Regions from separate parts of the Homo sapiens genome. Here region 1 is linked to region 2. A link is an interaction called in ENCODE POLR2A ChIA-PET data of the cell type or tissue named here. Cell type or tissue: GM12878. All regions are shown on one strand. Each heading gives the region's core, and the rest is flanking DNA. Links, peaks and the distances in the headings are about the cores only.

Region 1 (16,161 bases), core at 1,636-9,635, 400 kb before region 2:
GAAGCAACCCGAGTGTTCATCAATGGAGGAATGAATAAGGAAAATGTGGTATATAAAACAGTAGCCTTAAAAAGGAACGAAATTCTGACACAGCATTTCCTTAAACAAGGTGCAACACAGACGAACCTTGCTACATGAAATACGTCAGTCACAAAACGACAAATACTGCCTGATTCCATTTATACGAAACCCTTACAGGAGTAAAATCAGAAGGCAGATGGAATATGGGGCAAGGGAGAATGGGGAGTTACTGTTTAACAGGTATGGCGTTTCAGTTCTGCAAGATGAAAAGAGCTACAGAGATAGATGGTGGTGATAGTTTACGTTATGAATATAACACTGAACTGTGCACGTAAAAATTTTTAAGATGGTAAAATTTATGTTGTGTATGTTTTAGCACAATAAACAATAAAAAAAGATAACTGATTTAAAGCAAAAACAGTAACAATGTACTATGGCTTTTATAATATATGGAGGAATAAAATGTATGCCAATGATAGCATAAAGTTTGAGACAAAGGAAATAGAAGTATACTATTGGCAGATTCCAATACTATACCTGAAGTGGTATACTATATTTTCAAAATTTGACTATGATAAGGTAAAACTGTACACTGTAAACCACAGAGTAATCACTTAAAAGGGGTGGGGAGTTGAGCTTTAAGCCACTAGTGGAAATAAAATAAAATAACAAAAAAAAATTACTTTAAAAGAAAACAAAAACAGAGGAAAAAAATAGATGAAACAAATAAATATAAAGATGATAGGTTTAACTTTACTGTGTCAATAATTATATCAGGTGCAAATATTCTAAACACTTCAATCAGAAGACAATTACTGATTTGATATATGTTCTCTACAAGAAACCCACCTTAAATAGAAAGACATAGTGTGTCAGCCCATTCTCACGCTGCTATGAAGAAATACCCGAGACTGGGTAATTATTAAAGAGGTTTAATTGACTCACACTTCTGCATGGCTGGGGAGGCCTCAGGAAACTTACAATCATGGTGGCAGGAGACAGAAGTGCCAGGCAAAGGCGGAAAGGACCCTTATAAAGCCATCAAATCTCATGAGAAGCCACCCACTATCATGAGAACAGCATGGTGGGTAACAACCTCCATGATTCTATTACCTCCCACTGGGTGCCTCCCATGACACGTGGGGATGATGGGAACTACAATTTAAGATGAGATTTGGGTGGGGACACAGCCAAACCATACCATTCTGCCCCGGCCCCTCCCAAATCTCATGTCCTCACATTTCAAAACACAATCATGCCTTCCCAACAGGCCCCCAGCATTAACCCAAAAGTCCAAGTCCAAAGTCTCATATAAGGCGAGGCAAGTCCCTTCTGCCTATAAGCCTGTAAAATCAAAAGCAAGTTAGTTACTTCCTAGATACAATGAGGGTACAGGCATTGGGTAAATACACCTACTCCAAATGGGAGAAATTGGCCAAAACGAAGAGACTACAGGCCCCAGGCAAGTCTGAAATCCAATAGGGCAGTCATTAAACCTTAAAGTTCCAGAATGATCTCCTTTAACTCCACGTCTCACATCCAGGTCACGCTGATGCAAGAGGTGGGCTCTCAGGGCCGTGGGCAGCTCTGCCCCTGTGGCTCTGCAGGGCACAGGCCCCTTCCAGCTGCTTTCATGGGCTGACAACTGAGTGCCTACAGCTTTTCCCGGCGCAAGGTGCAAACCAGCGGTGGATCTACTGTTCTGGGGTCTGGAGGATGGTGGCCTTCTTCTCAGAGCTCCACTAGGCAGTGCCCCAGTGGGGACTGTGTAGGGGCTCTGACCCTGCATTTCCCTTCTGCACTGCCCTAGCATTGAAAAAGACAAAGTTCTTGTCCTGTCCTCATGGCGGTGGTGTTGGTGGCAGCATGGTGGCAGTGAAATGCATTGGAGATATGAGGTGAAAAATGCAAATGTCAGGAGCAGAAGGCTCTGCATCACAAAAACAAAACTACAAAACTATAAACAAAACACGCACACAAAATAAACCAATATGCATATTTGGCAGTGACTCACATCTTCTGTTTCTTGGCCGTTAAAGCTGAAGTCAAACTCTGATCACAATACTTTCATAGGCAAGTCATTTTGTATTGTTAGACAGCCTACATTACTTCCTTAAATTCTTACTTGGGGTAAGGAAGCACGAAATGGGTTGGTTTCTCCACCAACCTTTAGAAGCTATGAAGAAGCTTATAGTAGGGGTTGTTAGTTACTGTATTCCTCTGTAGATGACCCAGGTCTCTCGTTTCGCAGGGACTGTTGGGGAGAATACAATTTCACACACCTCAAACAGTAACTTCAGTAACTGAAGTACATTCTCAATTAAAGGGAAACATGACAATATTAACGGAAGTCATGTGTGTGAGCACAATTGTTTGGATGAGTGCAGTAGCTTGACTGTAACACAATCTGCAATGGGAAGTCTATTAATCAGGTTTCATTCACTCAAAACTTGCTGAAAAATCAGTTTGAAATTTTCTATCTTGGTATCACTCTGAAGATTTTTTTTTCCCCTTGGTAAGACTGAGTTAAGTCCATCTAGGCATATTGAAAATACAGGACTGAGCAAAAATATCTTTTCCATTTCAAAGACAAGCTGGGCAGGCATGGTCACTCATTCCTGTAATCCTAGCACTTTGGGAGGCCAAGGCAGGCCGTCTGCCTGAGCTCAGGAGTTCGAGACCAGACTGGGCAACATGGTGAAACCCCATCTCTACTAAAATACAAAAAATCAGCTGGGCACGGTGGCGCGCGCCTGTAGTTCCAACTGTTCGGGAGGCTGAGGCACGAGAATTGCTTGAACCTGAGAGGTGGAGCTTGCAGTGAGCTGAGATCGTGCCACTGCACTCCAGCCTGGGTGACAGAGCGAGACTCTGTCTCCAAAACAAAAACAAAAACAAAAACAAAAACAAAAACAAAACAAAGACAAACTGTTTTACAAAGGAATAATTTAATGCCAGTTAAACTTTAATACATTAATAAGCACTGGGTTTTTTTTTTTTTGTTGTTGTTGTTGCTGTTTGTTTGTTTTTGAGACGGGGTCTCACTCTGCCACCCAGGCTGGAGTACAGTGGCACGATCTCAGCTCATTGTAGCCACGACTGCCCGGGATCAAGCCATCCTCCCACCTTAACTACCTGAGCAGCTGGGACTACAGGCGTGTGACACCATGTCTGGATAATTTTAATTATTTTTAAAGACGAGGTCTCTCTATGTTGCCCAGGCTGGTTTTGAACTCCTGGGCTCAAGGGATTCTCCCACCTCAGCCTCCCAAAATGCCGGGATTACAGGTGGGAGCCACTGTGCCCAGTAGCACTGCTTTTAAGAAGCATCGTTTTTCTGCAAAATTCTGAAGCAAAAGTCTCTAAAATGAATAGCCATGTGCCTTGTTTCCAATGGGCTTTTGGTTGCACTGTAGTTGTGTATGTATTTATTTCCATTACATTTTTAGTATATGGTTATCAATATCAAAAAGAGCTATTAGGAATTGAATTTAATACTGTCCTTTTTTTTTTTTTCGTTTTAGAGACAGGGTCTCACTTTGTCACCACCCAGGCTGGAGCACAGTGGCACAATCATAGCTTACTGTAACCTTGAACTCCTGGGCTCAAGCAATCCTCCTGCCTCAGCCTCCTGAGTAGCTGGGACTACAGGTGTGAGCCACAGCACCTCGCTGAATTTAATACTGTTCGTTACATTTTTTTCCTCTTTCAAGAAAGAAAGAGATTAAAATTCCTATGTCAACACGCTAAATTTGAGAAGTTGGCCTTGTCTTCACACATCAAATAAATGATGGGTAACTAGTTAGGCTGTGAAATATGTCCGTGTATTATTAGGCAACATCCACATCACGGGAAAGTAAGTACAGCTCTAAGGCTCACCAGTTTGCATTTCTTGACTTGCGGGTTTTCACTGTCATCTTTAATATCACACCACAGGAAGTTCTGTATTAAATACAATTTACCTTCACACACGAGTAAACAAACAATATTTAAGAAATAGAAAGTATTTAGCTAGAAATAGTAAGTAGCTTCAAAGTTCTGATGAAGAGTTTTAGTAAGTTTACACCACCTGTGCCTTTCTTTAGCCTTCTGTTGGTATGATTGAATCTATAGGGGGTAAGGAATATCACTGACTTCTATCAGTAAACTAGGAGCAAAAGGAGCTTTAAGTTAATATTTCAAAAACTGACCTATTTTTCTCTTTTTCTGTTTCTATGTCTCAATGTTTATTCACTTTTTCTTTCCTTCACTTTCCATGTCTGTACTGTATGCCTGTTCTCATCCTGTCTTCTGTTTCTTTTATTCCTGATTTTTTGTCTCCAGGCTAGCCTTACCCTGTCTTTTACTGCATTAAAAATCACAACATGTAAAAAAGAGAATCACTGGATTTTTACAAGTGACAGTAAACAGAAAATGTCGTCTAGGGAGTACTATAGATGGAATGTTTACCCTCCTCCCCTCAATTCATATGGTGAAATCCCAACCCCCAACGTGATGGTATTAGGAGGTGGGCCTTTGGGAGGTGATTAGGTCATGAGGTCAGCAGCATGCGACAGGACACAAGGAACCAGAAACCAACCATGCTGGGGCCCTGATCTGGGACTTCCAGCCTCCAGAACAGAAAGCAATAAATGTCTGCTGCTTATAAGCCACCCTGTCTGTGTTACTTTGTTTTAGCTACCTGAATGGTCTAAGACATGGGATTAACCTAAACTACTCAGACTTTCCTTCAGTGGCTACCGCTTCATGGAATAACCGATGGCAATGTTAACAGATCGTCCTTAGCCTTCTCCCTTATAAATCAGCCCTTTCGGATACTTGAGTAAGTTACACTGAGCCAAGAATCGTACTTCCTTCAAAAGGTAATTCCAAATATCTGTTCAAGACTATTCATTGCCAAGAAACTTGAATCGAAGAGGAAAATGGTGGTTACCAGGGGCTGGAAAGATGTTGCTGAAAGTTACAAAATATCAACTAGACAGGAGGATTACCTTCAGGAGATCTAGCGTACAACTGGCCGGGCGCGGTGAATCACGCCTGTAATCCCAGCACCTTGGGAGGCCAAGGTGGGAGGATCACTTGAGGTCAGGAGTTCGAGACCAGCCTCGCCAGCTTGGTGAAACCCCATCTCTACTGAAAACACAAAAAACTAGCCGGGCATGTTGGCACGCGCCTGTAGTCCCAGCTACCCGGAAGGCTGAGGCAGGAGAATGGCTTGAACCTGGGAGGTGGAAGTTGCAGTGAGCTGAGATCATACCATTGCACTCCAGCCTGGGCAACAGAGCAAGACTTCATCTCAAAAAAAAAAAAAAAAAAAAAAAAATCTACTGTACAACATGCTGACTATACTTAATAATAATGTATTGCTGAGAGTAGATTTTAAAGTGTTTTCACCACACACACACAAAAATGGAAAGTATGTGAGGGAATGTATATGTTAGCTCTATTTAGCCATTCCACAATGTATACATATTTCAAAATTACATGTTGTACATGAGAAACATACATTTTTAATTGGTGAATTAAAAAAATAAAACAGTAAAAAATCAATTAAAAATCAGTTTAAAAATTATATCTGGAAACCCCTCCCCACCCCCCAAATCTTGAATCTAAACATGGAATTCCCCAAGGTAGCTCCCACTGCATGAACCTACACAGCAACGGGATTCCCCAAGGTAGCCCCCACTGCATCAACTACACGGCAACTGGATTCCCCAAGGTAGCCCCCACTGCATCAACCTACACAGCAACTGGATTTTCACAGGCTCTTTTCAAAGTTTGAGTGAGAGGCTCACCTGCCCCCGGGTCATCTTCTGCAGCTCATTCTCCCAAGCCGCCTGGTCATCGTCCAAGTTATAGGAAGCTGGTGGAGTGAGTCCACGGAGGATCAGGGGGTCTCGGTCATGGCAGAGGGTTGTCAGGTGTCCAATGTACAACTTTAATTTACTTCTATTTTGGTCAAGTTCTAAGAGGGGCTGGATGATCTAAGGCAAAAAAATAAAATAAAATAAAATAAAATGAGGAAAGTCAAGGTCAGTCTGAAATGAGAGGTTCAAATATTCTTTATGCTTTCCAAGTCAAAGAAAATTGACCAAAGACTAAAGCTCTTCTAATCACTACTGAAATCTTCAGGATTACAGAAACATTTTCACATACTGTCACACATTTACGCTGTCACACGCAGCCGCCCTTCTGGGAGACAGGAAGAGAACGCTGGCTTCATATATTCACACCAGACGGACAGCTCTGTATCGAGGCAGGAATTAAGCACAGGACTAACTTGTTTTTACAGAGATGCTATTCCTGATACAGAAAGACTCCAGTTACCTCACAGTTTCTCTTTTCACTTATTTATGAGTAGATTACAAAAAACTGCTAGTGAAACTGCTCATCTGAAAGCCTGGACTACATATACTCCAAGTGTTCCTCCACCTCCTAGAATGGAAGAAAAATTCTGCCTCTGGAGAAAGTGCATGTTTTTCTTGGCCAAGAGATGTGATGAGGGAACTCATTACGAATTCTGTCTCATCCTGGCTTATGCTCTTCTCATTTATTTCACAGAGGTTATCCGATATTCTTCTGAACCAGTGACTGATAAATCCCTATATAACACCAAACACCTGACTCACAGCCAAGGACTCTGAAATTCTTAGTTGTAACATTGGTTCTGTGTTTTTCTTAAGTAACAGACTTGCTCTACGTTTTTTCTTTTCTCATTCCTTTCCCCTGCTTGAACAGCTACTCCTTTGATTCCTTCTGGAAGCACACTAAATGACTGATGACTCCTGCCCCAGGATTTCATTTGGCAGCTCTCGTGACAATAGTCTGGCCAGGTATTTGGTAGCTGGTCAAAGCCTGGAGTGCTGAGGAAGAGAGTGGGGCCAGACCTCACCATCACAGAACACTGAAGCATTAGAGCAGCCCCTGCTTGACACACAGCAGCTGTGAGCACTGCGAAGCACCGCCAAAACGCTGGCAGATCTCAGTGTGTTCCCAGGGCTCACACAGCAGGTCTGCACCTGTTGCATGTCACCGGCCTGGCAATTTTCATGAACAGGACACCTCTGGCCTAACTAATGAATTGGGAGCTCAATAATCTTCAAGTCAACAGAAGCAAGGCCTGGTATTACTTTCCACAGTAACACTGATTCCTCCTTGGACCCCCTCAGAGGACTGCTCCTGCCACGTTCCTTTATTTCTTTTTCAACAAGAGTTTTTTTAAGAAATAAAGTTTTATGTTTTTATTATGAAAACAATATATATTTTACTCCAAAAAATTGGGGGAAAAAAGAAAAATATAAAGGAAATAAGACTTTTGCATACACTTCCATCAAGAAGTAATTATTTGGCCGGGTGTGGTGGCTCACGCCTGTAATACCAGCACTTTGGGAGGCTGAGGAGGGCAGATCATGAGATCAGGAGATCGAGACCATCCTGGCTAACATGGTGAAACCCCGTTTCCACTAAAAATACAAAAAATTAACTGGGCGGGTGCCTGTAGTCCCAGCTACTCGGGAGGCAGAGGCAGGAGAATGGTGTGAACCCGGGAGGTGGAGCTTGCAGTGAGCCGAGATCACACCACTGCACTCCAGCCTGAGCGATAGAGCGAGACTGTCTCAAAAAAATAAAAAAAAATAAAAAAGAAGTAATCATTTGTAACATTTTGGAAATTTTCCTGCCAAGTCTTTTAATAAATTTATATAAATCAGCTTCTAACAGTATCACACCTCACATTTTGCTTGATACATTATCTATTTAACATTATATTGTCAGTACTGTTCACTACATTATATATGACCGAAACTATGTTTTTCATGGCTGCATAATACATATAGCACATTTCCTTTGTTTCTAATACTATTTCCAGGAAATAATTAAAAGAGAATAAAGAGCAAGGGCTTAGTGGCTAAAACAATCTTCAGCTTGCTAAAAAGATCAGAGTTCAGTTTAGGCCTATACAGTATATTACACAGAAGCTGGAGCCTGGCTAGACAAACCAGAGAAAATTAATCAATTTAGCATTACTTTTGTTTTTAAAATTCTCTCTCTCTCTCTAAGGATAAACGATAAACACCAAAGTTCTGCTGTGGAAGGCTGCTGGGCTCTGTAAGAGACTCCTAATCAGCAGGTTTACGGTACCAGTTCTGGGCTGGAATTTCCTACCTATGACAGGCATGTCAACACAGCCAGTCACAGAAGGAAGACAGTGTTTCAATCAAGTAGAGAATTTAGAGTGGGGGAGCTGGATAGTTTTTTGCAAACAATACCAACTTTTCAAAAATATTGTATTTTATTTCTGGGCATACATGTATACTTGTGGTCGGGCATGGTGGATCATGCCTGTAAACTCAGCACTTTGGGAGGCCAAGGTGGGCAGATGACGTGAGGTCAGGATTTTGAGAGCAGCCTGGCCAACATGGTGAAACCCTGTCTCTACTAAAAATACAAAAATTAGTCGGGCATGGTGGCGTGCGCCTGTAATCCCAGCTATGTGGGAGGCTGAGGCCGGAGAATCGCTTGAACCCGGGAAGCGGAGGCTGCAGTGAGCAGAGATCACACCACTGCACTCCAGCCAGGGCGACAGAGTGAGACTCTGTCTCAAAACAACAACAACAACAAAAAGTATACTCATTGTGGAAAATTTACAAAGGATTCCAGGTGCAGTCTTCAAAGGTAAAATTACTTTAAATGCAAGCACACTCTGTGCGCCAATGACGAAACCGTCTCATCACGGTTCTGTTACTACACCCCCATGATGCCAAGTAACATATCCCTATTTCATTCCTCATTTTTTAAAAGCTTGGTTTTCTCTATCTTCTTTCATGAATACATTGATTTAAAAAAATCACCTTTGGGATTTTCACTGGATTTGTGCAATTTATTCCCATTCTTTTGGTGCACACGCGCATGTTTGTGGGTATAGAGCTGCCATCACAAATGCCACATCTGGGCTGCAAAGGCTGAAAGAGCTGCTTATCTTAGGTAATTACTTTTGACTGACAAAACTGGCAGAAAAAAGTATGACCACGAAGAAAGGGGGCAATGTGATAAATGGTCATATTGAGAAGGTCAAATTCCTTATAGTAAAACAGAATTTAAAAAGATATTATTAGCTCACTCCTACAACCACTATGACTGCGGATGCTGACTTTTTAGATCCTTATTCTTAATAAACAATCAATTTCAGCCGGGCACGGTGGCTCATGCCTGTAATCCCAGCACTTTGGGAGGCTGAGGCGGGTAGATCACTTAAGGTCAGGAGTTCGAGACCAGCCTGGCCAATACGGTGAAACCCCATCTCTACTAAAAAAATACAAAAATCAGCCAGGCATGGTGGCGCATGCCTGTAATCCCAGCTACTTGGGAGGCTGGGGCAGGAGAATTGCTTGAACCTGAAAAGGGGAGGTTGCAGTGAGCCGAGATCGCACCATTGCACTCCAGGCTGGGCATTGCAGCAAGATCTGTCTCAAAAAAAAAAAAAATTTTCAAACAGATTTAAATGCATTTTATGCTGATGGCTAATTGATTAAATAAACATGATGGCATCTGGTATTCTGAAAAATTTCAGAGTCCAATCGAAAACTTAAAAAATAAGGCTGAGGTCAGGTGTGGTGGCTCATGCCTGTAATTCCAGCACTTTGGGAGGGCAAGGTGGGTGGATCACTTGGGGACAGGAGTTCGAGAGCAGTCTGGCCAACACAGTGAAACCTTGTCTCTACTAAAAATATGAAAAGTAGCTGGGTGTGGTGCGCACCTGTAGTCTCAGCTACTCAGTAGGCTGAGGCATTAAGAATTGCTTGAACCTGGGAGGTGGAGGTTGCAGTGAGCTGAGATCACACCACTGCACTCCAGCCTGGGCGACAGAGTGAGACTCCATCACACACACACACACACACACACACACACACACACACACACACACACACACACACACACACACACACAAAAGGCTGAGGCAGGGGGATTGCTTAAGGCCAGGAGTTTGAGACCAGCCTGAGCAACATAGCAAGACTCTGTCTCTATTAAAAAAAAAAAAAAAAGGCCGGGCGCGGTGGCTCACACCTGTAATCGCAGCACTTTGGGAGGCCAAGGAGGGCAGATCACGAGGTCAGGAGATCGAGACCATCCTGGCTAACACGGTGAAACCCCGTCTCTACTAAAAATACAAAAAAAATTAGCCGGGCGTGGTGGCGGGCGTCTGTAGTCCCAGCTACTCGGGAGGCTGAGGCAGGAGAATGGCGTGAACCCAGGAGGCGGAGCTTGCAGTGAGCCGAGATGGCACCACTGCACTCCAGCCTGGGCGACAGAGCAAGACTCTGTCTCAAGGAAAAAAAAAAAAAAAAAAAGAGAAAGAAAGAAAACTTAAAAAAGAATGAAATTCTAAATTGTTTATCCGGGATAAAAACTCATTTTACAAAGAAAAGATAAATGTTTGAAGTGATGGATTACTCTGATTTGATCATTTACATTGTATAGAGGTATCAAAATACCACAAATACTCCCAAAATATGTATCATTGTGAAAGCATATGAAACTGCCCAACTAGTATAGTCCCCAAATCTATCTGTAAAAAAACTACTTAAGCCTCTCGGAACACATGAACCATGTCAATCATGTGGGAAATGCCCTTATCTCTTCCCTTTTCTCCCTATCTAATTTGAGCAGTCCACTTAGAAAAGAAACTGTGTTTCCCACAAGGTAGAACTGCCACTGCCTAATCTCAAGAGGGAAGAGGGACATTTGCCAAGTAGAAAGAGAATGCCTTACAGGACCCGTAAGTTATAACTTTTTTCCACATGCGACCTCAATACATTGGCAAGGGGTCCTACTAAAAATCATCAGATATGTGGTCAGGCCAAATTGGTTGTACAGCTATAATGAACTGTACTTAAATATACTTTTCTGCACTAGGAAAAAAGAAGTTAAAAAATGAACTCGTCATGATATTTGCTTGTACCAAATATGATGCCAAAACGTCATTATGGCCCCAATGCTACATTTACAAAATTGTTGAGGAAATTTAAATTATAAAAAGGGATGAGACATTTTTGGTTAAGTACTAAGAGCTTTGTTTCTTCTTGTAAGAATTTATTTGTTTATGTATTAGATTCTCAAACAGGCTTCAGAGGCCAGCATTTCATGGCATAGTGACAAGACCAGTAATCTTCCAAAGGTGTTTGTTTTAACCTAGTTTCCACTTCAGTGAGGTTGGATAACTGATGGTCTTTAGGAAGACAGGTAAGTTGTTCCTGTATCATTCAATACAAATAGTAACAGAAGATTCTACAGCATTCCACTTCTGCAACTCACTCATCTATGAGATCCAAACACACTTTCTTGGGCCATGTGACTTCAATACCTGGAAGAAATGTGCAGAGTGAAGCGTCTGTCCAGTAGGCTCTTCTCTTCCCACTCTACTGCCTCTGTGCCAGATAGTTACTCTAAGAACCATTCCGAGAGGCATAACACAGCCTCCTCATAAAGCCTAGATGAACAGGTACTGAATATTATTTGGGGCTTAAGGTATTTTCTCATGGGGTACTAATCTTTTGTCCGTTGAAAGATGTCATTTTTTATATATATATATATATTTTTTTTTAAATTGAGACAAGGTCTCGCTTTGTCACCCAGACTGGAGTGCAGTGATGCAATCACAGCTCACTGAAGCCTCAGCCACCTGGGCTCAGCGATTCTCCTACCTTAGCCCCCAAAGTAGCTGGGACTATAGGCATGCACCACCATACCCGGCTAATTTTTTAAATTTATTGTAGAGAAAGGGTCTCACAATATTGCCTAGGCTGGTCTTTAACTCCTGGGCTCATGTGATCCTCCTGTCTCAGCTTCCCAAAGTGCTAGGATAACAGGCCTGAGCCACTGCACCCAGCCCGAAAGATGCCATTTTTTTAAAGCTAACATTTATTGATGACTTATTGTCTTCCTGGCAAATTATTTTTATATCTACTACGATTCTTCTGTGGCTAGCTCAGAGCCCTGAAGTGGCTACAAAATCTTTTTGTTCTTTTTACCTGCTGAAGTCTTCAGAGGCAGGTTCAACTGTCCATATATTAACTGCATAAATGTTAGTGGTAGTTTTGATTTCTTATTGGACTGTCATTGTACTGCTGTCTCTCAACATAGACTACATTAAGAAAATCCCAGAATAACAGATTAACTTTCCATAAATATTATCATCTTAGAATGGCATTCTTATCCAGAGGCCCCAGCGGAGAGCTAAACTCTGAAAAGTAAAAGATGCGAGAAAATAAAATTCATTAATTCTGCCTCAAAGTCTTTACCCTCAATAACTAAGATATCTTCTTAGTCAATAATGTACTTCAGGGTCAGGAAAATGAAGGATAGTGTGTCAAGCCTTGTCACAAAGGTTTGGAGCAATGTGTTATGTTCTTATTTAAACACAGCTATTTTGTGAAAGAATGGAGTTCACAAAATCATATAATTCAGTTACCACTAGGAGTTCAGGTCCAGGGACCACTAGTCACTGAGATGAATAAACGTTAATCAGAAATCTCACTACTAATAGAAATATCTGGTTCTAAAAGTAGAAACTCTCTCCAAAGGTTTCAGATTGAAAGGGTTTTATGGTCTGTCAAAGTGTAAATGTGCCTATGAAAACCACAAAAGACTATAGGTTTTGAAATGCAAAGAAACATGAGAATCATTTTTGAAAATAACAAATGATCATTTCTTCTTAGTTTTACAGCTCACAAATCTGTTGCCAATTTTTCTTTAAGGATGCATTACCACTCTAGCAAACAAAACAAAACAAAACATCCTTTATTTCTGGATTCAGGTATGAAGAGAAAACATTATGTCCTCAAAGCTGTAAGGAGATATGGAACAGCGTTCAGAATAAAATAAATCTTGAAATCTCAACTACAGAGCTGCTAACTGCATTCTGCCTATTCAATCTTCATTCAGTTAACATCTCTTTTACCTTATGCATTATAAAAAATGCTACTCAAACGAAATCTAAGGGAGTGCATAGGGAACAGACTGTTAGGGGCTTGCCTACTAGTAAGGGAAGGACATCTCTGGCTGAGCATATCTATGTGTCTCTCCATGTGCTACAAAAGGATGTCAAGACTGTAGGCATCTCTATACTTGCTTTAGTACTCGGAAATTTGTAAGATACATTAAAACCAGGTCATTCACCACCAGGTGGGTGAACATGTATATACAGATGAGGACAGCACATAGAAATGGGGTGAAAAGTGAAGAGAATGCTACTAGGAGGCACAGAAGCTATTATTACAGGCCAGCCAATCAAGGGTACATACAGTATGCGCCCTGAAAGGATGGCTGCTGAAAGTCGATGAGATAACCAGAATCAAGAAGTCAAGAAAGCCACTCAGAAAGCCACTTACTGCTGCACTCAGAAATTCCAGGAGCAGAAATGTGTTCCAAAATTCTTTCTTGCTGTTAAGAGTTAACAAAGACGAGAAAACACTTTGAATTCAGTTCTTGGCTTGAGGCTTGGCTCCCCACACAAATCACTCATTGTGTTTTAGTGAAAAATGGAAGAGTTAAGTATAAGTACATATATATATATATATCTGAATGGCTTCCCTACTGTACAGTACAGTTCCAGGGCTACAGATTTATGAATGAGACATTAGGGGCAAAAATCTAGGCATGTGGAAGAAACATGAGGCAAAAGAGGGAGAAGAGACAGTCATACTTTTTGAGCAGGCCAGCCCTACAAGGACTGACGCTGGATTTCAAAGGAAAAGCTAGGCGGGCAGTTGGTCACAGGGAAAAATGGTGGCTTTTAACTCCCTGCATGCCCGTGTGAACACATAAACATTGAAATTGATAACTCACACTCTCTTCTGACCCTCTGAGGCCTGGTGCCTCACGTGCTGTAACTGCTGCAGTCAAGCACGACACCACCTTTTGGCATTATCACATGTCTGCTAGACGGATGGATCTGAAAAACAACAATACGCTTGTTGCCTAGGGGGCAAAAGAGTATAATAACCTCATAATCACATTTTATCTTCTCCTTTCTCACCTATGGCATTGGGAGTGGAGGGGAAAGGCAAGCGGAGTTACCCAGGGTCAACAAAAGGGACCTCCTGACCTTGATAGCATCTCAACAAACAAGGAACAACATAATAAAGATGTGAACATGTCAAAGATGTGACCTGAACTGAAGAGGAACACATTTACCGGCTCCTTCTCAGTCCATAGGACTACAAAAAAGAGCCAAGTATGACTGTCTAGTCACTATGAGATTTGATAGTTTATCTGTACAAAGGCTCCCAAAGACAGGCCAGTCTCTGGAGGAGACTCTTCTGTGAGTGGTAGCTATTTCAAGGTCAGGATAAGAGGGCGTGCGTGCACGTGTGTGTGTGTGTGTGTGTGTGTGTCCGTCTGTCTGTACATGGAAGGGCTGGGGGAGCAGGCAGAGGCAGTTTGCAGTTAGTCACCTTATTATTTGAACTCTAGCGTCAAACCAAACACAACAGACTATGCAGATATAAGTCTACTGCTGAGTGCTCACAGCTAGGCTATAGCCACTGAGGGTCTCATCATGTGTCTAGAGCCTGTGGTAGACGTAGCTTCTCATTAGAGTGCTTAATAAGAACATGGCCTGAGAGGGTACAGGTGGCAGGGAAGAAGAGTTAGCTATTACCCGAAATCCAAGAGAAACTATAAATATATCTGTAGCTGTGTGTAAATATCAGAAATGGGCACCTTTCCATTGGAGAAAGGCAAGTCACATACAGAAATCTGATCTTTAATGCTAACATCGGAAACAGCCAGAAAACTGTTTCTCACTTCAGCAGGTGAGAAATGGTTGTGATTTGGTGTTTAAGAATGCACGGGGGCACGAAGTCCAGATGGGAGGAGAGATCTGAGCAAAATGGCCCTCAGCCAATATTTCCAGCTTAGTACAGCTTAGTTTTCTCTGAAAATAGTGGCCCAAGAACTTTGTATCACCAAGAGGATGAGGAAATGTTTCTGTATATCATAAAAGAGCACTTCAAGAATGAAAACAGTACCAGGACAGAAGGCACTAAAAGGGTGCCTCCCTAGCTTCTTCCTCTCAGTACTATAAACTAAAATAAAGCTGGTTTTTCAGGGGGACAGCAGCTAATTCCAGGAAAGCCAGGGGTATATACCTGCCTCCCCGACCCTAGCAGCTTTGGTTTGTTTCTATGTCCTATTATTCTCTTCCTTTCTTCTCCTAACTCCCCTCTCTCCTTCTGACCTGCCCACGGGAAGAATCTTTACTTCCACTCCACACACGCACTAAAAAATCTCATACATCTGAGAAGCTAAGAAGGATCCTGGCTGCTCTGACAGAGTTGTACTTCCTGGATTTATGTTTGCTATAGTCAATCAGGAAATCATATTTAAAAGGCAAATTCTTTCTGAAAATTTTATATACCATGAATAGATCCCATGGATTAACAATTTCCAGACATCAACCCTCTCACCTTGGGAGTAATCCAGACTTTGGGTGGAAAAAAAGATTTGGGAAAAACAAACATGAGGAAGACGGCTTTCTCTACCAACTTCCTTTATTTGAGAATAAAACCTCCCATGCAGTGATTGAATTATTCTCTCTCTCTCGAAACGTTAAGCCGTGTAGCACAACACAAACTCTGACGGTCATCACCACTTCAATATTCATAGTTGTGGACGCTTAAGCAAAGCTTTATTATTTGAAAATATACAATTGACTATGACGAAAGAGGCTCAGCATGGTAAACACCAGAGATACTACAAATGGTGGCTGATGTTTCAAGATTACACAACCTGGACCATGACTAGCCTAAGGATCTCCAGTCAGACGACCCTTTGGGTGTATGTAACACCCATCTCTGGAAGAAGGACCCACGTGCTCTGTTTCCCTCTGCTCCGAACACAGGATCATTAAGCAGGGACTGGAGATCAATTCTGAAGGGTAGTGGCAAAGGGGGGCAGCCCCACTGGGAAGTGGGAAATGGAATGAGCGCAAAGAACAAACCCTAGCATTTGACAGAACGGACTGATACTCATGGGGGAACAGCAGAGCGCCAGCAAGCGGCCACAGAAGGAAGTTCCAAGGGGTACATGGTGTACACATCTAGACTGAAGCACAGGTAACTACACGAGTCAATAAAGAGTAAG
Region 2 (12,980 bases), core at 664-8,663:
CTGTTAAAGGAAACATGGGAAGGACTCTTTTCTTAAAGTTTAGTTAATGAGTGAAGATAAAGAGTTCTAGCAAGAGGGAACAAATAGTCCAAGAAGGAAGCAAATAGAAGAGTCTAGAAAGACTAAATAGAAAATAAACAAGTGTGTCAAGAGAATAATTTCATGAAAAATAAATAGGAGGGAGGACAATTGAAGCTATACAAGGATTTTCATGAGACAGTTAAGTCCATACTTTCCAAAGCCCTTGCTTCGAAGAATGGTGAGGAGGATTTATAGAAGCTAGCAAGTTCAGGGAATCCTAGCATTAGCTCCACGATGAAAAAATACATACACTCTTCATGAGAATATAAAAACAGCATTATTTCTACCTGACAAAACTAACCTGGCTGGGGTGGGGTGATCTCCTCCTGAATGAAGCACATATTTAATGCATAACGAAAAGCTAGGCAAGACTAACGAAAGCTACTTGAATTGTTCCATAGTCAAGTTGACAGTCCTGAATGTAAACTCAATGTTTGCTGAATAAATAATACCCATTAATACTTTTTCCCTCTTGATCTATATCAAGCATAGGGGAAACAAGTCATTTTAGAATTGAACAAGCGTTTTAGAATTGAAAATAGTATTTTCACAACACTTTTAAATTTTTTATACCATACATAACAGTTTACCCTTCCCCTCCCAAGTTTCTAGATATAGAAATAAATTCAACTTATTAATTCCATGAACTATTCAAATAAACTATTCAAACAGAAAAACAGGATAAAATGATTGCAGCTGACAATTTTTTTTTTTTTCGAGACATAGTTTCACTCTTGTTGCCCAGACTGGAGTGCAACGGCACCATCTTGGCTCACGGCAACCTCCACCTCCTGGGTTCAAGAAATTCTCCTGCCTCAGCCTCCTGAGTAGCTGGGATTGCAGGCGCCTGCCACCATGTCCGGCTAATTTTTGTATTTTTAGTGGAGACGGGGTTTCACCATGTTGGCCAGGCTGATCTTGAACTCCCGACCTCAGGTGATCCGCCCTCCTCCGCCTCCCAAAATGCTGGGACTATAGGCATGAGCCACCGCGCCTGTCCGACAATTTCATTTTCAGATACGTAATACTTTTTAATGTTTTTTCTCAGATGGAGTATACAATCTAGACTGTACTGTTTTTCTTTGCTTTTCTCATTTGGTTGCCTAAAAGACTGATGAAACAAGTTAATGGAGCACTATTTTCTCTTCGGTGTTATAGCTTAACCTAAAGAGCACTTATCTCAAGCCCAGAAAAGTTGTATTTTTTTATTCCTTGTACTCAAAAGTGTGAAATAAAACACAGCGGTTTATTATCACCAAAAAGGCAATATTTATTCATAATTAATATTTATCCACACACCCATTAACATTTACTAATTCTAGGTGATGGAAACACAGGTTTGTGTTTACGTAATTATTTTTAAAGTTCACTGGATATATATAAAATACACAGAGACAATAAATGTCAGGCTAATGTCCTAAAGTTTTCAGCTTGGTTAACTAGATGAGTGTTTCAAGTGTTGTTCCCTGACCAGCAGCAGAAGCATCACCTGGGAAATTAAATCTTGTGCCCCACCCCAGACCTACTCGATCAGAAATTCTGAGGATGAGTCCCAGCAATCTGTGTTTTAACAAACCCTCCAGTTAATTCTGATGCACACTTACGTTTGGGGACTAGCTGACAATTTAAAAGCTCTTGCTATTCATCAAGAACAGAAAACAAGAGAAGCAGGCAGGAGCAGAGGCGATCATAAGGACACGGTGCCTTAGTGCTTTATTAATTCACACTATTCATCAAGAACAGAAAACAAGAGAAGCAGGCAGGAGCAGAGGCGATCATAAGGACACGGTGCCTTAGTGCTTTATTAATTCACGCTATTCATCAAGAACAGAAAACAAGAGAAGCAGGCAGGAGCAGAGGCGATCATAAGGACACGGTGCCTTAGTGCTTTATTAATTCACCTTCTTTTCCTCTCCCCCTGCCCACATCCCCCAGGTGGTCACTGTGGTGTTTTTCATTCTTGTTATAAGAGACAGGGTCTCGCTCTGTCACCCAGGCTGGAGTGCAGTGACAGGATCAGGACTCACTGCAGCCTCAACCTCCTGGACTCCAGCAATCCTCCCACCTTAGCCTCCTGAGTAGCTGGGATTTGCAGGCACCTACCACTGTACCTGTCTAATTTTTCTTCTGCCCTTTTTTTTTTTTTTTTTTTTTTTTTGGGGTAGAGACGAGGCCTTGCTATGTAGCCCTTGCTGGTCTCAAACTCCTCGCCTCAAGTGATCCTCCTGCCTCGGCCTCCCAAACCACTGGGATTACAGGCATGAGCCACCATGCCCAGCCAGTCTTCTTTATTTCTAATTATACCGAGATAAGTGTATTTTAGTATTCATGAATTTATGCTTCTTAGTCTAACTGCATTATATGCTTTTTAACCTCTAAATCCTCAACCCAGAATATACATTACGATTACCTTAGGAGAGTGTTTTAAAAATCCTGATGTCCAGGTTGTAGCCCACACCAATTAAATCGGGGGATGGGGGCTGACCAAAAGTATTTTAAAAATGCCCCAGATTCCAAGTGTGCAACAGTAGCTGAAAATCATGCAATCTAAGTGAAACTTTTTGTCTCTAGTTCAATATTTCTCCAAGTATGATGACAAAACTATCTGTATCAGAATCGCTAGTAGTTCCCAAAATGATATTAAAAATAATCTTCAGAGTGGTACATATATGACTTTTTTTTTTGAGACTGAGTCTCACTCTGTTGCCAGGCTGGAGTGCAGTGGCACAATCTCGGCTCACTGCAACTTCCGCCTCCCGGGTTCAAGCGATTCTCCTGCCTCAGCCTCTCTAGTAGCTGGGACTACAGGAACGCGCCACCACGCTCAGCTAATTTTTGCATTTTTTTGTAGAGATGGGGTTTCACCATGTTGGCCAGGATGGTCTCGATTCCTTCACCTCGTGATCAACCCGCCTCGGCCTCCCAAAGTGCTCGGCCTGACCTTTTTCTTAATAGTTATGTATTTACACTTTCATTTTTTATTTTTTGGCAAATGTTTTCCACGTGTAGTAGTGACAGTTTCATTTTAAAATAAGATTCAGTTTTTTAAAATGAGTCAATTTTTTAAATTACTAAATAAATAGAACAAAGAATAGGGAAAACACTGAATAGATGGTAAGCAAACAAAAAAGGTTCAGTTAACCTTCACAAATACAGATTCCTGAGCCTTCCCCCAGCAGTCCTAAACCAGAAACTTTGGGAGGGATCCAGAAATTTTAACAAGTGCTCACAGGTGATTCACATATAGTAAAGCTCATAGTGCTGTAATAAAGAAAATGCTCTAATAAAGAAAAATTGAGCCTTCTGCCACTAAGCAAAGAACAAGTTTGGGTGTAAAAGGGAACCTCTCATTCTATCCTGTTTGCTACCACCACTTCCCTGTCTCACACCTCCTGGGTCAGGAAGAAGTACAGTTTCTGCTTCAAGTCTTAGATCTTATCCTGACGTCCTGTTCCATCCTTTCTTTTTTGGCCAAGTCCCAAAATCCAGGGCTGATCATTTTGCTCTCTTCTCAGCCCTCTCGTTCTCCTTAATGCCATCACAGAACGGGTATCCCCACCCCAGGAGGTTGTGGAACAACCTCTTGTCCCACATCCATTTGCTTTTCCAGCTACCCTCTGAAGGCAATTCTTTTAAAATGTCATTGGCCGGGCGCAGTGGCTCACGCCTGTAATCCCAGCACTTTGGGAGGCCGAGGCGGGCGGATCACCTGAGGTCAGGAGTTTGAGACCAGCCTGGCCAACATGGTAAAACCCTGTCTCTACTAAAAATACAAAATTAGCCGGGCATGGTGGCACATGCCTGTAAATCAGGAGGCTGAGACAGGAGAATCGCTTGAACCCGGGAGGTGGAGGTTGCAGTGAGCTGAGATCGTACCATTGCACTCCAGCCTGGGCAACAAGAGTGAGACTCCATCTTAAAAAAAAAAAAAAAAAAAAAAGATCACAAAACACTGGTAAATCATCCGATGTTACTTGTCATTTGTCCTTTCAAATTCCAATGATAACCAACCTCTATCCATTCAAACTGCAAATTGTTTATATATTGTGGCATGGTTAGAAAATCCCCTCACTAGACTGAGGATGGCAAATACATTTCAGTTCACACTACCAACTCTTATCCATTTGTAGTAGCCAGTGGTTCTCAACCAACCTTGACTTCACATTAGAATGACCTGGGGAGATTTTTTAAATCTCCACAGCAAGACCACCCCCAAGCCCAATCAAATCAAATTATCTGAGGGTTTGGGTGAGACTCAGGCATCAGGTTTTGGTTTGTTTGTTTTTTAAGTTTCTCAGTGATACCAATATGCAGCCAAGGTTGAGAATCACTGATCTGGGTTCAGCTAGAGATGTTGTCAAGAGAGATTTAGAGATGATCTGCCATGAGCAGGCAACGTTTTTGCCAATCCTGCACTATTCACTCAGGCAAGTACAGCAGACTCTGACAGAACAGTGACTTCTGAGGACAGAAATGTCAAATTCCAGTATCAATGACGGTAATGCGCAAATATTTGTTTACATTTATCTTGGGGTGTTTCTTGACAAAAACATAAAAAAACAATTTGCTTACTCTGGCCTGCCAGGTTTTTTTAAAAAACCAAACACCATACTTCCAAATATGCACAGTAGCTTTATGAAATTAAGCTGTCTCAGATACTTATAATTTTCAAGAAGGCCTAAGATGGTGAAATTTATAACTTATTTAGCTGAATCTACTCAAGGGGAGATCCGAAGCAAGAGAGTTAAAATAGACAAACACTACTGTCTATAGGTACCACAAAGCATATGCAATCACAAGTTCAATACCACACATCACAAACAATTCCAACTGTTTCTGTGATCAGAAGTCTCTGTGATACAGATCCCTTTCGTAATTATATTATACTAGTGCAATTAGAGCTACTCATTCAATGTCTTGCACAGACTATAAATCTTTGAGTATGTGAAATTCAGATTTAAAAATCTATTTTGTAATAAATTTGCCACCAAAAAATTTTTATAATACAACATTAAGGGAAAAGCATATTCTAAAAAGTAATAAAATTTAGCTTTACTCTTGATGTGACAGAGAAATAATGTTTAATTTTAGGAAGCACAATTTTTCTAATAAATGAACACTTGGCACAAAGTATCGCAATTGTATCCACTTCCTGCCATAAATGCCAGCAGCAAGTACCTCCTGTTTCAAGATCCTCTGAAGCCAATGAGTGGGCAGAACACAACCAGAGCCAAAATGGGGAACACATGGTATTCGCTCTTTGAAAAAAATCAGCAGTGGATTACAACCAGGAGGGGAAGCCATCTGTCACAAGAAAAAGAGGTGGCAGGAGCTGTAACATGCCATCTCAACCTGCACAGTCACATTTTAGATTTTAACCCTTGTAATGAACGATAGGTTTCAAAATTATGAGTGTCAAGGTTATGGATGGAATGGGAAGAGGAAGAAAAACCACTAACACTGTAATTCTACTAATACCATAACCCTATCCCATACTGGGAAGAGCAACAACATAGCAGCAAACAGAAACCAAACAAATGCAAAAACATCACAAACGAGTCAACACTTTGAGAAAGTCAACGCCCTCTAGTATGGGAAGTGCTGGCCGCTGTTACCTGCATTACCTGCATCTAGCCTGAGAACATTTTGCCCAAAACTTCAAAATGAACAAAGGAAGGCGACTTCCACAATTTAAAGATGAAAGCGAACTACAAGTCAAAAATCAACCTTAACCACTGTCTCAATTCCCCCTACCCTTTACCCACCCTAATTCACCCTCCATCACCTTGAATAAGGTAAAATCATAGAACAATTAAATAGATTGAAAAAAAGAATCTTACTAAAGTGTCAGTCCTATCTTCTCTGTGGTCTTAAACCCATTAAAACCCGTTTTAGACACATATAACAGGTTTCTAACCTTCAGAGGAGCACAAAACTAACATTAGTTACTGTCATTTTTAAATCCAGAATATAGTGAGGTTTAACTAAGAAAAAGTGTAGCCACTAAACTTCTATTTATTTAAATCAGCATTTTATACTGCCATTACAATGTAGGAACACTGTTTGTAAACACATTATTTGAGAAATCAGAAGTGGTCACACTAATTCTAGTTTATTCACTTACTTGTCAATATTCTTTCATTCAACCAGTTCTTGAAACCTTACCTCCTCCACCCAAAGCCATCTCTAAAACGAAAATAGTGATTTCCCCTTGAATAGATTCAGCCAAAAATCCAACTACTGGTAATGTAATTCTTCTTTCGGGCTTTGGCATACAATGGCTTTTTTTGGGGGGTGGGGGGTAGAATATATATAGACATTAAAAAAGCCATTTAACAATTTTTAATTAAAATATTTCTGTATGTGTCAATAAATGTTTTATTTTTAAATTAAATCAATGACGGGGGGCTTATGCCTTATGCTCCTTAAGAACAACACGATAAATATTTATGATAGAGAAACAGTTACCCTCCACCAAGTTAATAGTGTAATTTATTATTCTAATTATACCAAAAATGAACTCAATAGTTCAGAAATAACAGATTTATTTGTTCAAAAGTTCAATAAGTAGGACATCAATAAGTAGGACATTTCAATCAACAGACCTCTGGGGAAAATCCACTGGGTCACATAAAAATACACCAAATGTTCATGCATCATGAAGTAATTAATGCTGAATTCTTCATTCAACTACTCAGTGATAACACTTCAGGCAACTATAGAATAAGGCTACTTTCCTCTTTTCCTAAAACAACTACGGCAAATGTGAAGGGTGCGTCACATCCTGAAGTCTCTGATTTCCTTCTCTGCTAGCCAAGTGCAGTGATGAAGCATGTACCGTGGAGTGGCACCATCTAGGCAGAAGGCTGCCTCTGCCACCTAACAGCCATGTGACCTTGGGCAACTTACTCTCAGCCTCAGTTTCCACTTCAATAAACAGTACCTACCTCATAAAATTGTTATGATGGTTAATAACATAGAGCACATAAAACAGGGCCTGTTTCTTAGTAAACACTACACAAGTGTTAGCTATTATTATTTACTCTGTTATCCAAACAAAGTATTGAAAAACTTTGTAAAAGGCCAGAGAGTAGACACTGTATTTCAGGTCTAGTAAGTCATATAGACTCTATCACAACTACTCTATCTACCACTGGTGTGAAAGCAGCCATATATAATACAAAAATAAACATAGCTGTGTCCCAATAAAACTTTATTTATGCACACTGAATTTTGAATTTCATATAATTTTCACATATCACAATATATTAATTTTTTAATCATTTAAAAATGTAAAAGCCATTCTTTGCTTATAGGATGTACAACTCCTGTAGGAAGGATTTGGCTATAATGTGGTGTTCCCTATTATAAACTAATGTTTCTCAAAGCCAGTCCATGACCAAGTTGCCTTAATAAAACTGTCACTACAAAGTTAAAATCTGTATTTTCTTGAAAGAACTGTCTCTTATTGTGGAATGATGCACAATTCCTTTGGTGTTAGATTGACCTTCCCCTTATAAAACAACAGTAATACTATGTAGTCATGTATCACTTTTTAATTGTTTTTATTTGACAATCCTATGCCAGTCTCCCCCACTTTTTTTCTGTTATTTATATTTTATTTTGCTAGTGTGCAAAATGCAAGTCTGGGAATCATTACTCTACTGCTTCCTGCCTAATCAAAACAAGAAAAGTACTGATGTATGTCATTTACACCTGCTGATGTTGACTGATTATTTAAAGTAATCAAATTATATTTATCATCTTCTCAACTGATCACCTATTATCTCTTTTCTCTACCCCTTCTCTCAATGTTAACCCCTTCTCAGGAGCCTTTGGATCCTATGATACACCTATTCTTGTATTTCCTCCTCCAACAAAACACAGAGGAATTTTAATGCCATCTTTTACATTTAATAAATGACTGAATATTAATTTTTCAATAAATATTTTAAACTAGTATGTACACTTCATTCATTTGTCCTTAGTCAAAAACACAATGACATTTGGCTTTGTAGCCAGACGGACCAATATCTGTCACTTGCTAGATGTGAAACCTGAACAAATTCCTCTCTTAATTTTCAATTTCCTCACCTATAAATGAGGACAACATTGCTTACCTACAGAACTGTTAGTAAGGATTAGAAGCAATGTATATGAAAGCATCTAGGATGGTATCTATAAATGTTCTATAATAATTACTAGCATCTATAAGAGTCTAGATATATTAGCATCTATATCTACAATAGATATTAACCCCTTCACTAGTTCTCTATCATAGGTACTCAGAGATGCCTTTGATAACAGCATCACAGTAAGACATCATTTTCACTGACAAATCTATTACACTATTTTTTAAAGGATACAACAGCAAATGATACATAAAAACCAAAGGGAACCTCAGATGTAATGCTACAATTTTAATGTCAGTGGAGTAAATAATAGGGAAATTGTGAGCAAAGTATACCTTTTAGTGACATACACTTATCATGTAAGAATTTAAAAAGCACAGTACAGGACCACAGTACAAAAATTAATAATTTAAAATAAGCAGAATAAGAAAATTTAAGCATTCTATGTTGCCCATTCAAGAGAAATCTCCACTGCCTTGTTAAGTCATCTTCATACAAAAGCACGTATTTTAAATTATTTGTGGAGAGTTTTGGGCCCAACTAACCAACAAGGAACCCCTTACCAAAGAAAGAAAATAGAGCAATAAAAAATTCATTTCCAGCAATACTACATTCCTTTTGGGAAAGCACTCCATAATTCATGGATGAGTCATTGTGGAAATAAAAATGTTAAATAATGAATATGACTGTAACTGAAAATCCTGAGAGCTAATTACTCTACTCAAAGTTCCTGATAACTCCTACAGGAATATTAAGGCTGGGCTGGTAGTGATTAGTTATCCAAATGAAACTTATTATCCACTGTGACCCACTTTCTAAAAAAATTTTATAGGTCCCATGCTACTGTTTGCCTCTGGTAGCAGATCATGAAAGGTATATTTCATACTTCAAAATATATTATAAAATGTATTTGTATTTAAGAAATGTTTGACTTAATTTTAATTCAACTTTTATCTGCATACCTATTATGTCAGGTAGTCTTGTCCATAATTTATAAATATTATCTTCTTTAATCTCACTTAAATATTCCAACAACAATACAAGTATTATGATCCCCATTTGTCAACTGATGAAATTCACATGAAGGCTCTTTGCCCTTTAGATGTAAACACTGATTTTCTCCCATCTACCTTGAAAAGAACTTCATTAGTCATGTATTTCTCCTTCCCAGAAGCACTCAACTTGGTCATATGAATCAGTTTTGAATTTGGGCATTATGATCAAAGTGAACAGACTCTTAGAGAATTCCACTAGGATAACTGACAAAAACAAAATCAAGTAATTTCAGAAGAAAGACTCTAAAGATCACCTAGTCCAACTCTATGGGTTTTAAAGATGAGGAAACTGGCATTCAAAACGCTTAAATACTGCCATGGCTACACACCTGGCAAAGCCAGGATCAGAACTAGAATGCAGCTCTCCTGATTCAGTGTTCCATCTATGACACCAGTGAATTTCAGGCTTATCAGACTTAATACTCTCCCATTTTATAACAAACATTTTGTAAATATGCCCTTCACTATCCTGAAATGCACAGATAATAAGCCCACTCCCACATACGGTTTCAAAAAAAAATTATATAATGCTGTATGAAGGAAAAATGAAAAGAAAGAATTTATAATAAAATAGTATGTATGTTAACATGTAAATGCCAGGGCACAACTACACCAAAAGACTATGCAAACAGAAGCTAAAGAGACAGTAGCATTAGCAACAATGCAATGTTGCTGTTGAAGTGCTTTTCCAAAATGGCAAAAGTTCTAGGTAAAGTTACAAACAAAACGAAGTATAATCTTCTATCAACTTCGTCCTCAGTCAAACAATGCTAATGCACTTACACACATTTATTTAGTTATAGGATCTTGGCTCAAATGACTATAAGCAGATTTTTTTCACCTATCAAATTCCTAGCAAGACATATGAAAATCATATGGTATGAGGGAAAGCTTTTCAGTATGCAGACCTGTCCTAAGCAGTGAGGGGAATGTGGTAACTTTAAGACCTCTCCACCCTAAATCCTAGAAACACCTTCTGCCCCCAGTTATTCTAACAGCCAGTGTTCCCACAACTTTCCAACAATTGAGACCCAATACACTATCCCTTTAAAATAAGTATCTTTCATCAGAAATACCAAGAGAAATCCAAAAATTTATCTGCTACCATTTAAGTAAATAACCTTTTACCTGCTTCATCTCTTGAAAATACTCTGTACAGGCCGGGCGCAGTGGCTCATGCCTGTAATCTCAGCACTTTGGGAGGCCAAGGCAGGCAGATCACAAGGTCAGGAGTTCGAGACCAGCCTGACCAATATGGTGAAACCCTGTCTCTACTAAAAAATACAAAAATTAGCCAGGCGTGGTAGCAGGCGTCTGTAGTCCCTGCTACTTGGGAGACTGAGGTAGGAGAATCGCTTAGACCCGGGAGGCAAAGGTTGCAATCAGCCAAGATCGCGCCACTGCACTCCAGCCTGGGCGAGAGAGCAAGGCTCTGTCTAAAAAAAAAAAAAAGAAAAGAAAAGAAAAGAAAAAGAAAGAAAAAGAAGATACTCTGTACCATAGATAACATGTTTTCATAGAAAAATAAGAAATAGACCCTCCTAAAATTACAAGACAGGAAAGACTGGAAACACTCATTACAATATGCTTCTCTCCTAAGAATGTAGTACCTACTTTAAGTTCCTATGCCCAGGAAGAGGAGTCATGTGAAAAGAAGAAATTACTTATTATGCAGGCTATCAAATCCATGAAAGATAATCAAAAGAACATTTTTTGAATGTATTCTCCCAATTTTTCAAATTTTAAGTCCTATAAAACAAACTTAGTTCCCAAAAATGCTTCTTTGAAATACAACAAATGCTGTAGGTTTATCACATAAATACAATGCAACTGGGTTTAAAAAAAAAAAAATTAAAAATACTAGGCCGAGTGCGGTGGCTCACACCTGTAATCCCAGCACTTTGGGAGGCCAAGGTGGGTGGATCACTTGGGTTCAGGAGTTTGAGACCTGGCATAGTGAAACCCTGTCTCTACTAAAAATTCCAAAATTAGGTGAGCATAGTGGCAGGTGCCTGTAATCCCAGCTACTCTGGAGGCTGAAGCAAGAGAACCGGTTGAACCCGGGAGGTGGAGGTTACAGTGAGCCAAGATCGTGTCACTGCACTCCATCTGGGCAACAGAGCTAAACTCCATTTCAAAAAAAGAAAAAAAAAAAAAAAAAACAGGCCGGGCGCAATGGCTCACATCTGTAATCCCAGCACTTCGGGAAGCTGAGGCGGGCAGATCACCAGGTCTGGAGGTTAAGACCATCCTAGCTAACACGGTGAAACCCCGTCTCTACTAAAAATACAAAAAAATAGCTGGGCGCGGTGGTAGGTGCCTGTAGTCCCAGCTACTCGGGAGGCTGAGGCAGGAGAATGGCGTGAACCTGGGAAGCGGAGCGTGCAATGAGCGGAGATCACACCACTGCACACTCCAGCCTGGGCAACAGAGCCAGACTCTAGTACTGGTAGGCCAGATGCAGTGGCTCACACCTGTAATGCCAGCACTTTGGGAGGCCAAGGCGGGTGGATCATCTGAGGTCTGGAGATTGAGACCAGCCTGGCCACCATGGCAACACCCCGTCTCTACTAAAAATACAAAAATTAGCTGGGTGTGATGGCGCAGGCCTGTTGGTTAGCCAACTACAATATAAGGGCTTCCTTAAGACAGCCCACCCAAAGAACCTCTCTAAGGGTCAAGAAATACATGCTATCAACAACAAATCAACAAAGTTACCATTCCTCACCATTACTCACAGCATTTTCCCATTGCTCACTGTTACTAAAGAACAGTGTAACTTCCTAACCCTTGACCAAGAAGCCAGATACTTGTTAATCCATGTTGATGTCACAGGTCATAATATTTTATTACAATACTGAACAAGTAACAGAGATCTCAGCTAAAGAGTGACCTAGTGAGCACTCTAGTGGCAGCCTCTTACAAGAGGCAGAAGACCCACATAAGGCCTTTAGATTTGTAGTCCTCCTTTCCTTAGAGAGACATGCAAAACTAGGCTGGGTACGGTGGCTCACGCCTGTAATCCCAGCACTTTGGGAGGCTGAGGCAGGTGGATCACCTGAGGTCAGGAGTTCCAGACCAGCCTGGCCAACATGGCAAAACCCTGTCTCTACTAAAAATACAAAAGTAGCCAGGCATGGTGGCAGATGCCTGTAGTCCCACCTACTTGGGAGGCTGAGGCAGGAGAATCACTTGAACCCGGGAGGCGGAGGCTGCAGTGAGCCAAGATCATGCCACTGCACTCCAGTCTAGGAAACAGTGCAAAGGCTCTGTCTCAAAAAAAAAAAAAAAGAAAGAGAGACTTGCAAAACTGTTTTTCATTTTAAAACGTTACTTATGATAACATTTATTAGGTTTATTGTTTCTAAATGTACTAATAAATATTATTTTTTTATTTTAGTATCTAATATGACAAATATTGGTAGATATAACCTACATAAACAAAAGCTGCTTGGGGTCCTTAATAATTTTTACAATATACAGAGGTCCTGTGGCCAACAAGTTTAAGAATTACTGCTACAGAGGACTCTTCAAGTATCTGAGGATCATTTAAGATCAGAGCAGTTATCTCAGGATGACTTCAAAGCTACACAGATCTTTGCATACCACATTCTCTGAAAGTACATAAGCTACCAGCCACCGGTAAGAGATGGTACACTGTGTACATTAAGGCTGAACTATCTCACTTTCTCGGCCTATACAGTCACCACAT

Evidence for each region. Peaks named below come from ENCODE experiments on the same cell type or tissue, not always from the same donor. Only the 100,000 strongest peaks of a DNase experiment are listed, where the experiment ranks them.
Region 1: POLR2A ChIA-PET joins it to region 2 with 11 read pairs; 2 of 35 experiments call an interaction of 5 or more read pairs at or near these places.

The regions. Positions count from the first base shown.
Region 1 is chr12:1,434,406-1,450,566 of GRCh38, reverse strand. ERC1 (ELKS/RAB6-interacting/CAST family member 1) reads right to left here. Exons shown (of 19, transcript NM_178040.4): 18 at 5,817-6,005. It overlaps LOC124902856 (a long non-coding RNA gene), which reads right to left and starts at 5,364. Exons shown (of 2, transcript XR_007063156.1): 1 at 3,901-5,364; 2 at 1-2,275. RefSeq lists enhancers at 4,336-4,837, 7,977-8,476. In GM12878, for the core only: no CTCF peak of the experiment used is centred there; no DNase peak of the experiment used is centred there.
Region 2 is chr12:1,040,789-1,053,768 of GRCh38, reverse strand. The region is part of intron 2 of ERC1 (ELKS/RAB6-interacting/CAST family member 1); the gene reads right to left. Among named protein-coding and RNA genes, the nearest start is that of ERC1, 56 kb to the right of the region's middle. In GM12878, for the core only: no CTCF peak of the experiment used is centred there; no DNase peak of the experiment used is centred there.